Linked DNA regions of Homo sapiens: region 1 is linked to region 2. A link is a loop called in an ENCODE intact Hi-C map of the cell type or tissue named here. Cell type or tissue: mammary epithelial cell. All regions are shown on one strand. Links, peaks and the distances in the headings refer to the core of each region. The heading gives the core; the rest is flanking DNA. Region 1 overlaps PLD5 (phospholipase D family member 5). Region 2 overlaps PLD5 (phospholipase D family member 5).

The links. A loop is a pair of places that touch in the nucleus more often than their neighbours do. Peaks named below come from ENCODE experiments on the same cell type or tissue, not always from the same donor. Only the 100,000 strongest peaks of a DNase experiment are listed, where the experiment ranks them.
Region 1: it touches region 2 in a loop (2.8-fold over the local background); 1 of 110 quality-filtered maps calls a loop at or near these places.

The regions. Positions count from the first base shown.
Region 1 is chr1:242,198,330-242,202,732 of GRCh38, forward strand. The region is part of intron 5 of PLD5 (phospholipase D family member 5); the gene reads right to left. Among named protein-coding and RNA genes, the nearest start is that of MAP1LC3C, 200 kb to the left of the region's middle. In mammary epithelial cell, for the core only: no CTCF peak of the experiment used is centred there; DNase peaks (open chromatin) are centred at 292 and 1,962; H3K27ac peaks cover 1,906 bases.
Region 2 is chr1:242,423,464-242,427,866 of GRCh38, forward strand. The region is part of intron 1 of PLD5 (phospholipase D family member 5); the gene reads right to left. Among named protein-coding and RNA genes, the nearest start is that of PLD5, 99 kb to the right of the region's middle. In mammary epithelial cell, for the core only: a CTCF peak has its summit at 1,960 (motif pointing right); a DNase peak (open chromatin) is centred at 3,028.

The DNA of each region.
Region 1 (4,403 bases), core at 226-4,225, 230 kb before region 2:
TGTTAAATGGCACGAAATGCTTTTGCAGCTTTCAAAGTCCTGAAACTCTTGCAGAACCAGAGACAACGTGACTTCTGCGGTAGAAGCAACTCCCCAGTGACCAGTCCTTCCAACTGAAATTGTTTTTTTTTATTTGCTATAAAAACTGCTGATCAGAGTAAAAACTTTAGCTCTTTGGGTTTGTGTATTAAATTAGAACAAAACAAAAAATATTCTGCTTTCTAATTAGAGAGAGAGGGACTCTCCCCAGACCTGTGCTAACAAGACTGCCACTAGTCACAGGTCACTACTGAGTCCTTGAAATGTTGGCATGTCTAAACTGAGATGTGCTGTGGGTGTCAAGTTACCACTGGATTCTGAAAAGTCCTTAGCAAAAAAAAAAAAAAAAAAAAAAAGTAAAATATCTCATTATTATTATTATTTTGAGATGGAGTTTCACTCGTTGCCCAGGCTGGAGTGCAGTGGCGCAGTCTCAGCTCACCGCAACCTCCACCTCCCGGGTTCAAGCGATTCTCCTGCCACAGCCTCCTGAGTAGCTGGGATTACAGGCATGTGCCACCACGCCCAGCTAATTTTGTATTTTTAGTACAGACGGGGTTTCTCCATGTTGGTCAGGCTGGTCTCGGACTCCCGATCTCAGGTGATCTGCCCGCCTCAGCTTCCCAAAGTGTTGGGATTATAGGCATGAGCCACTGTGCCCTGCCTCATTATTGTTTTGTATTGATGATATGTTAAAATGGTATTCAGGATATACTAAATTACAGAAAATATTGTGAAAATTAATTTTCCCTGTTTCTTTTTGCAATTTTATGTGGCGGTTGGAAAATTTTAGATTATATATGTGGCTCACATTCATGGCCTGGGCATATTCCTATCAGACAGCACTGCTTTATTTTTTTAAATGTTATTATTTTTAAAATTTGTATATATTTATGGGGTTTTTGAGACAGAATCTTGCTCTGTCACCTAGGCTGGAGTGCAGTGGCGCAATCTTGGCTCACTGCAATCTCTGCCTCCCAGGTTCAAGTGATTCTTCTGCCTCAGCCTCTTGAGTAGCTGGGATTACAGGCGCCCGCCACCACGCCCAGCTAATTTTTGTATTTTTAGAAGAGATGGTGTTTCACAATGTTGGCCAGGCTGTTCTTGAACTCCTGGCCTCAAGTGATCTGCCTGCCTCGGCCTCCCAAAGGTCTGGGATTACAGGGGTGAGCCATGGTGCCCAGCCAGTACAAGTACAATTTTGCTACACTGATTTATTGCACTGTGGTGAAATCACGGCCTTCAGTGTATCCACTGAAGGAACATGCAATGTACCCACCAAACAACTACCCACTATCCACCTCCCACCCCTCGAAGTCCCCACTGTCCATCATTCCACACTCCGCCTCCATGTGTACACATTATTTGCCTCCCACTTATGAGTGAGAACATGCGGTGTTTGTCTATCTGTGTCTGAGTTGTTTCACTTAAGATAATGGCTTCTGGCTCCATCCATGTTGCTGCAAAAGACATGATTTCATTCTTTTTTTTCACAGATGAATAGTATTTCATCACGTATAAATACACCACATTTTCTTTATCCAGTCCTTCACTGATGGACACTTAAGCAGATTCCATATTCTGGCTATTATGAATACTGCTTGAGTGCTGCCTTAGAGATGCAAATTGCCCAGAGCTAAGAGTTTACTGCTCTGCAGAGGAAACCTTTAGGCCGTTTTGATGAACCATTCTCTAAAATGTTTAAGCACATTTCTTTTGTCCTGAATTGGAAGCAGTGAGTAAATGGACTTTTCCTTTTTCCTAAAGGGAAAGCCATAGTCATGCTGAAGGCCGGGGGCCTCTGGAGCTTGCTGCGAGGCACGAGGGGCTGGCTTATACTTGTTGGTACAGGAATACCTGAATTCCAAAATGCCTGCGTTGATTTCAATGGTCAGTGTGTTTATTCCTGCCTTGTGGACAGCTCTCACTTGTCTGGGCATGTTTTTCTCTCTGACTTGTGACTTCTTATCAGCCATGAGCTTGGAAATTAATTCAACCTGTGGTGAGTCTAAGACTAAAAAGATCTTCAATAAGGCCCTAGGAGTCTGCTCCGATGAGTAAAAGGCAGTAGCTTTGAGACGTCTTGGATGTGCTAGGTCTTTCTGCATACTTTTTGGTTCTTGGTTGAATTCCAGTTAAAGAAGGCTCTCAGCTATGGAAGCTCTAGATTTCTGGGGTACTGCTGTATATGTGGGATGTTACTATACATCTGTATCACTGATTCAGCCAATTATTAAGTACGAGAAACAGTGTGGCACAGGCAAAAAAAAAAAATGTGTTGCATAAACCCGAAGTTTGAGTACAAGTCCTAACTGTGGTGTTAACTGATGGAATAATTCCAGGACATTCTTCAATTAGCCTCTTGGAGACAGTCTCCTGATCTGTGAAATGAGGCTTCTGAAGCCTGTCCTGCATCTCACGCAGGGGTGCAAGTGAAGATTAAATGAATCAGGCTTCATGGAAAATTTCTAAAAAATACAAAGCTCTTACTAAAAATTATGAGTTTATTAACATGTTATGCGTGTGTTTGGTTATCTTAATCTTGCTTTATTATGAAATATGATTTCTCCCACAGGCTTCTGAGGATGAATTCAGAGCCACCAGTTCTAGAACAAATGTATCTAACACCTCAGGCAATTCAGAAGTGGATGAGTATTTTCAGGCAGTTCTTGCAGTCCAAATGTGGTACATTTAACTTTGACTAAACAACATAGAAATAATTTAGCAGTTGGTGGGTGGGGGTTAAGAAGGCCATGTTAAAACGGGGCAAGCAATGGGGCTAAATTTCCATATACAGTTTGCGGAGGGAATTAAAGCTCCAGAAGAGGTTTTTAAAAATATGACAGAATTGGTGTTGGTGAATTCAACAATAAAGGACTGAAGTGACAGCTAATTACAATAATAGATGCTTGAGCTGCAACACTTGACATATGCAGAATGATTTATGGGCATAAAAGTAATATTCCTGCAAGTCATTGTAAGACATACATTCCAATTTTTTCCAATTAAAAATATGAAAGCCAAGAAGTAACAAAAACAGGGCAATAAAATCAGCTAAGTGAATCTTTGTTAATATAGTTGTTAAAATAAATGCATTTCCTAGGTCTGATGGAGACTCAGAGGGATCCAGTGAAACATTTTATTTATTTGTGTATCATTTATTTATTTATTTAGATGGGGTCTCACTCTGTCACCCAGGCTAGAGTGCCATGGTGCCATCAAAACCCACTGCGGCCTTAAACTTCCGGGTTCAAGTGATCCTCTTACCTCAGCCTCCTGAATAGCAGTGAAACATTTTTAATAATAAAAATTTAATAATTTTTAATAATTTTAATAACAAAATCTGTATATGTATGCAACAAGTTTTGCCAATTAGAATTTTACCTCAATATTATTTTGAAAACTTCCATGGTTTAAAGTGGTATTTTGTTACATTATTTTCATAAGTAGTAAATTCTCCACCATTTTGAAGACAATGTCAGAAATGGTACCAAATTGATGGAGGCCAGATTTTGTGGGAGCTCACTGGTCTATCACTATGCCCAACATAAAAAGTGTGTGTGTGGCCAGGCGCAGTGGCTCACGCCTGTAATCCCAGCACTTTGGGAGGCCAAGGCAGGTGGATCATTTGATGTCAGGAGTTCAAGACCAGCCTGGCCAACATGGTGAAACCCCATCTCTACTAAAAATACAAAAATTAGCCAGGCATGTAGCACACACCTGTAATCCCAGGTACTCAGGAGGCTGAGGCAGGAGAATCACTCGAACCCAGCAGGTGGAGGTTCAGTGAGCTGAGATGGTGCCATTGCACTCCAGCCTGGGTGACAGAGTAAGACTCTGTATCCAAAAAACAAAAACAAAAACAAAACAAACAAACAAACAAAAAATATGGTGTGTGGCCAGGTCCTTGGGTGTGTGGTCCCTAAGTGGGGAAGTAGAGGGGTCCTCATTCCTCCCTGACATGTGCTGAGGGTTACTAATAATAATAATCATGGTGATGATGATGTTAGCTCACATTTATTGAGCTTACAATGTGTAAGCTTTGATGAAGAAACCACAGCTACTTTAACTCTTGCCATCTTTCCTGCCCTCAAACATACAGCCTTGTCATGCCAGACCACTTTCAGCCCTAAAACTGTTCCTCCACTGAATCCCTGGGAAGGGACCATCCAGCCCATGCCTGTGACAGGGAGCTAACTCGAGAGAGGCTGGATGGCTGTCCATCACTGGACAGCTTTAGGGTCAGAAAATTCTTGCTTACACTGATGTAAATCCTTTCTCCTGTAATTTCCATTATTTGATTCCAGTTTTATGATACATCTTTAAGATTTATATGGCTACTGAACACACTCTACTTTGTGCAT
Region 2 (4,403 bases), core at 296-4,295:
ACTCAGACACTGGTGACCTGGTAACCCTGCGTAAATCATTTACGCTATTTGGTCTTCGGTTTCTTCATCTATAAAATGGGAATAGCCAGGCACAGTGAAGCGCTGAGGTAGGAGGATCACTCAAGCCCAGGAACTCAAGACCAGCCTGGGCAACATATTGAGACCCCGTCTTTATTTAAAAAAATGAGAATAAACAAACCCATCAGCCATCTCACCAGAAGATGCTATCAATAGCACCCTGTATGGGAATCCCCTTATCAGAATTGACATTCCCATTATTTCTGGGAATGCTAGGCTCCACGAGAAGGTCATGGTCATATTCACTGCTCCCCCTCCACTGCCTATCAGAATGCCCAGCACATAACAAGGGTTCAATGAATATGGGTTAAATGAAGCCAGAAAAAGGCACTCTAACACACAGGGGCAATGGTTTATTTTCATACTGCCATCATTGTCTGATACAATCTTACTCATGCAAGTATAGTTTACCTATTCCTTCCTCAGATGAAACTGATGCCAACAAACTCCTCACAACGTTTCTTCATATGTAAAAAGCAGAGAAGAAATAATCAATAATAACAGTGATAACACTGCTGAGCACCCGTGGCTGGACTCTGCTCAGTGTTTGCATTATTGCTGCTCATGAGAGTGAAGATAAGTGTTTGTAATCCCTTCTCTACAGCTAATGCCTTCCCTTACTCCCTCTTATTGTCCATTTATTTTACAATCCCTCTCAATCTGGCTCCTGCCCCACCCCACTATGCTCTACTGATAATGTTACTATGTCTCTTCTAAACACTAAATCTAATGGCTCTGATTAGCCATCAGTTTGCCTGAGGTCCCATAACACAGTTCTCCTCTCACATTTTTTTCTGACTAAACTGAGCTGATGCAATGACTTCTAAAACCTGACTGATATTCAGATGATCCAAGTCCTTTATCTGCCCTTATTACACAGGAAATTTCAAAATACGCCCAGATTTTTTCTCTGGCCACCTGAAATTTCATATGTGTAAAACTGAGTTTATAATCCCACCTTCTCCTTTTCCCAAACTTATTCCAAATTTCCTTGCTCCCTCATAGAAAAAAAAAAAATCAGCGTGATTTTGTCACCCTAATACTTCAAATCCACTGAGATATCAAGTTTTATCCATATCACCTGAGAAGTATCTCCCAAATTGGGTTTCCTCTCTGGGGTCCACTGTCATGGCCTTCGTTTAGAAACTAATTGCTCACTGCTTTTCGAAAGCTGGAGAATAAGCTTGTTGCTTCAGGATGTTTGTACAGCAGCTCACAGACAGCTCCTTTCTATTCCCACTTCCAGGAATAAAAACCTCAAAGAGCAAAATGTTTCCCAGTATTTTAAAAATACAATCATGTGTTGCTGACCGGGCGTGGTGGCTCACACCTGTAATCCCAGCACTTTGGGAGGTCAAGACGGGTAGATCACCTGAGGTCAGGAGTTCAAGACCAGCCTGGCCAAGATGGTGAAACCTCGTCTGTACTAAAAATACAACAATTAGCTGGGTGTGGTTGTGCACGCCTGCAATCCTAGCTACTAGGGAGGCTGAGGTAGGAGAATCACTTGAACCCAGGAGGCAGAGGTTGCAGTGAGCTGAGATGGTGCCATTGCACTCCAGCCTGGGAGGCAGAGCAAGACTCTGTCTCCAAAAAAAATACAATCATGTGTTGTTGCTTAATGATGGAGATACGTTCTGTGAAATGTGTCACTAGGTGATTTTGTCCTTACATGAACATCGTGGAGTGCACTTGCGCAAACCTAGATGGCACAGCCTACTACACTCCCAGGATATATGGTAGAGCCTATTGCTCTTCAGCCACAAACCTGTGTAGCATGTAACTGTCCTGAATACCGTAGGGAATTATAACACAATGGTAAGGATTTGTGTATCTAAACAAAGAAATAGTACAGTTAAAAATACAGCATAAACAATTAAAATGGTATACCTGTAGAGGGCGCATACAATAAATGGAGCTTGCAGGACCGGAAGTTGCTCTGGGTGAGTCAGTGAGTGAGAGTGAGTGAATGTGAAGGCCTAGGATATTACTGTATACTACTATAGACTTTATAAATACTATATGCTTAGGCTACACTACATTTGTGTTTAAACATTTTTCTTTCTTCAATAATAAATTAACCTTAGCTTACTGTAACTTTTTTTTTTTTTTTTTTTTTGAGACAGAGTCTCGCTCTGTCACCCAGGCTGGAGTGCAGTGGCGCAATCTCAGCTCACTCTAAGTTCCACCTCCCGGGTTCACACCATTCTCCTGCCTCAGCCTCCTGAGTAGCTGGGACTACAGGTGCCCGCCACCACACCTGACTAATTTTTTTGTATTTTTAGTAGAGATGGGGTTTCATCCTGTTGGACAGGATGGTCTCGATCTCCTGACCTTGTGATCGGCCCACATTGGCCTCCCAAAGTGCTGGGATTACAGGCATGAGCCACTGCACCCGGCCAGCTTACTGTAACTTTTTTAGTCTATAAACTTTCTAATTTTTTAACTTTGACTCTTGTATTAACACTTAGCTTAAAATACAAACACATTGTACTGTTGTACAAAAATATTTTCCTTCTTTGTATCCTATTCTTTTTTCTATATTTTAAATTTTTAACATTTTAAACGTTTTTGTTAAAAACTGAGACACAAACATTGGCCTAGGCCCACACGGGGTCAGGATCATCAATGTCACTGTCTTCCACCTCCACATCTTATCCCACTGGAAGGTAGTCAGGAGCAATAACACGCACAGAGCTGTCAACTGATATAACAATGACTTCTTCTGAAATACCTCCTGGAGGACCTGCCTGAGACCGTTTCCAGTTAAAAAAAAAAAAAAAAAAAAAAGTTAACAAACAGGAGTACACCCGAACATAGCAATAAAAAGTATACAGTAAATACATAAAGCAGCAACATCACCATTTCCTGTCATTATCAAGTATTATGCCCTGCATGTCAGGGCATGGGCCATGCTTTTGTAAGACTGGTAGTACAGTAGGTGATACACCTGTATCACCACAAACACATGAGTAATGCATTGCACCACCACATTACAACTATAATATCACTAGGCGATTAGAGTTTTTCAGCCCACTACGATCTTACGGGACTGATATCATACATGTGCTCTGTCACTGACCCAAACATTGTTATGTGGGGTATGACTGTAAGTATATATGTGAGGCAAATCTCCTCAGCTTAAAACAGGAAATGCAATATAAGCAATAATTAAGAAGTACATTTTTATAGCTTACACAAATCTATTCTTAGATCATTGGGGCAGAGACTAATTGTTGACCAAATCTATTTCTTTTTCTTGGGAACATTGTTAGGCTGCATTTCCCAGCCTTCTGGGTAGTTATATGCCAGAGTTCCAGCCAATGGCATGTGAGCAGAAGTGATGTGCGCCACCACCAGGCCTAGCCAGTAAGAACTTTTCCATGCCCAACCCACCATGCTTTTTACCCATCCACAGATTGGCTTGCTGAAGGTAGTAAGCACCTTGGAAGCAACACATTGAAGGACACAAAGCCAAAGATGGAAGGAGCCTAAGTTCCTGAATCACCACTTAGAGAAAAGCCACTTTCCAATCAAGAAAACTCATCTCAAACTTTATCTGAGCAAGAAATAAACGTCTATTTTATAAACTCACTGATATTTTGAGTTTTATATGTCACAACAGCTAGAATTACCTTGATCAACACATAATTAGGAATTAGAATTGTTATTATCAGTATATTATGTCATTCATTTGGGGGATCAAAAGTCTCAAGGATACTGTAGAAAGTTTCTAGAGTAACTCCAGAAGATATCAACAGTAATATTTTACTAATAACAAAATTATTAATATAACCAAATAATATTGTCACCTTGGTGCATTTCTTTATATTTTCATCAGGAGTTGCATCATGTCTTCCAACCTATCTACATTATTGTGTGTCAGATATATTAACAAGCATCAAGTCTTGTAAAGGTTTGTTCTACCATGATTCAATTTAATATCATGTTAAATCTAGGAACAGTGAAAAGCACAATGGTGGCAGATGGGAACGTGAAAAGCTTTCTAGTTCATCTTAATACTTTTGAATCAGCAGGTCTTAAACTCTTGGAAATTTTACAAAGCAGAAACTCCGCCATCCCATATGGAAAGCTAATTGCTTTCCTTTTTAACGTATTTATTCTTAGACCAGTCTGTGCATCATCTGGAGCAGACTGATGATTAGCTGACAAAATTGTTTTATCTTGCCTACTGGCACCAACAGACAGCAGAGAGCCTTTGAAAGATGACTTTAACTGCCACTGCACACCAGAAACGGATGTGTGCTTGCAAAGACAGCTGTCTTTTTCCCCATTCTTTTCCCCCATTTTAATAGTCAGATATG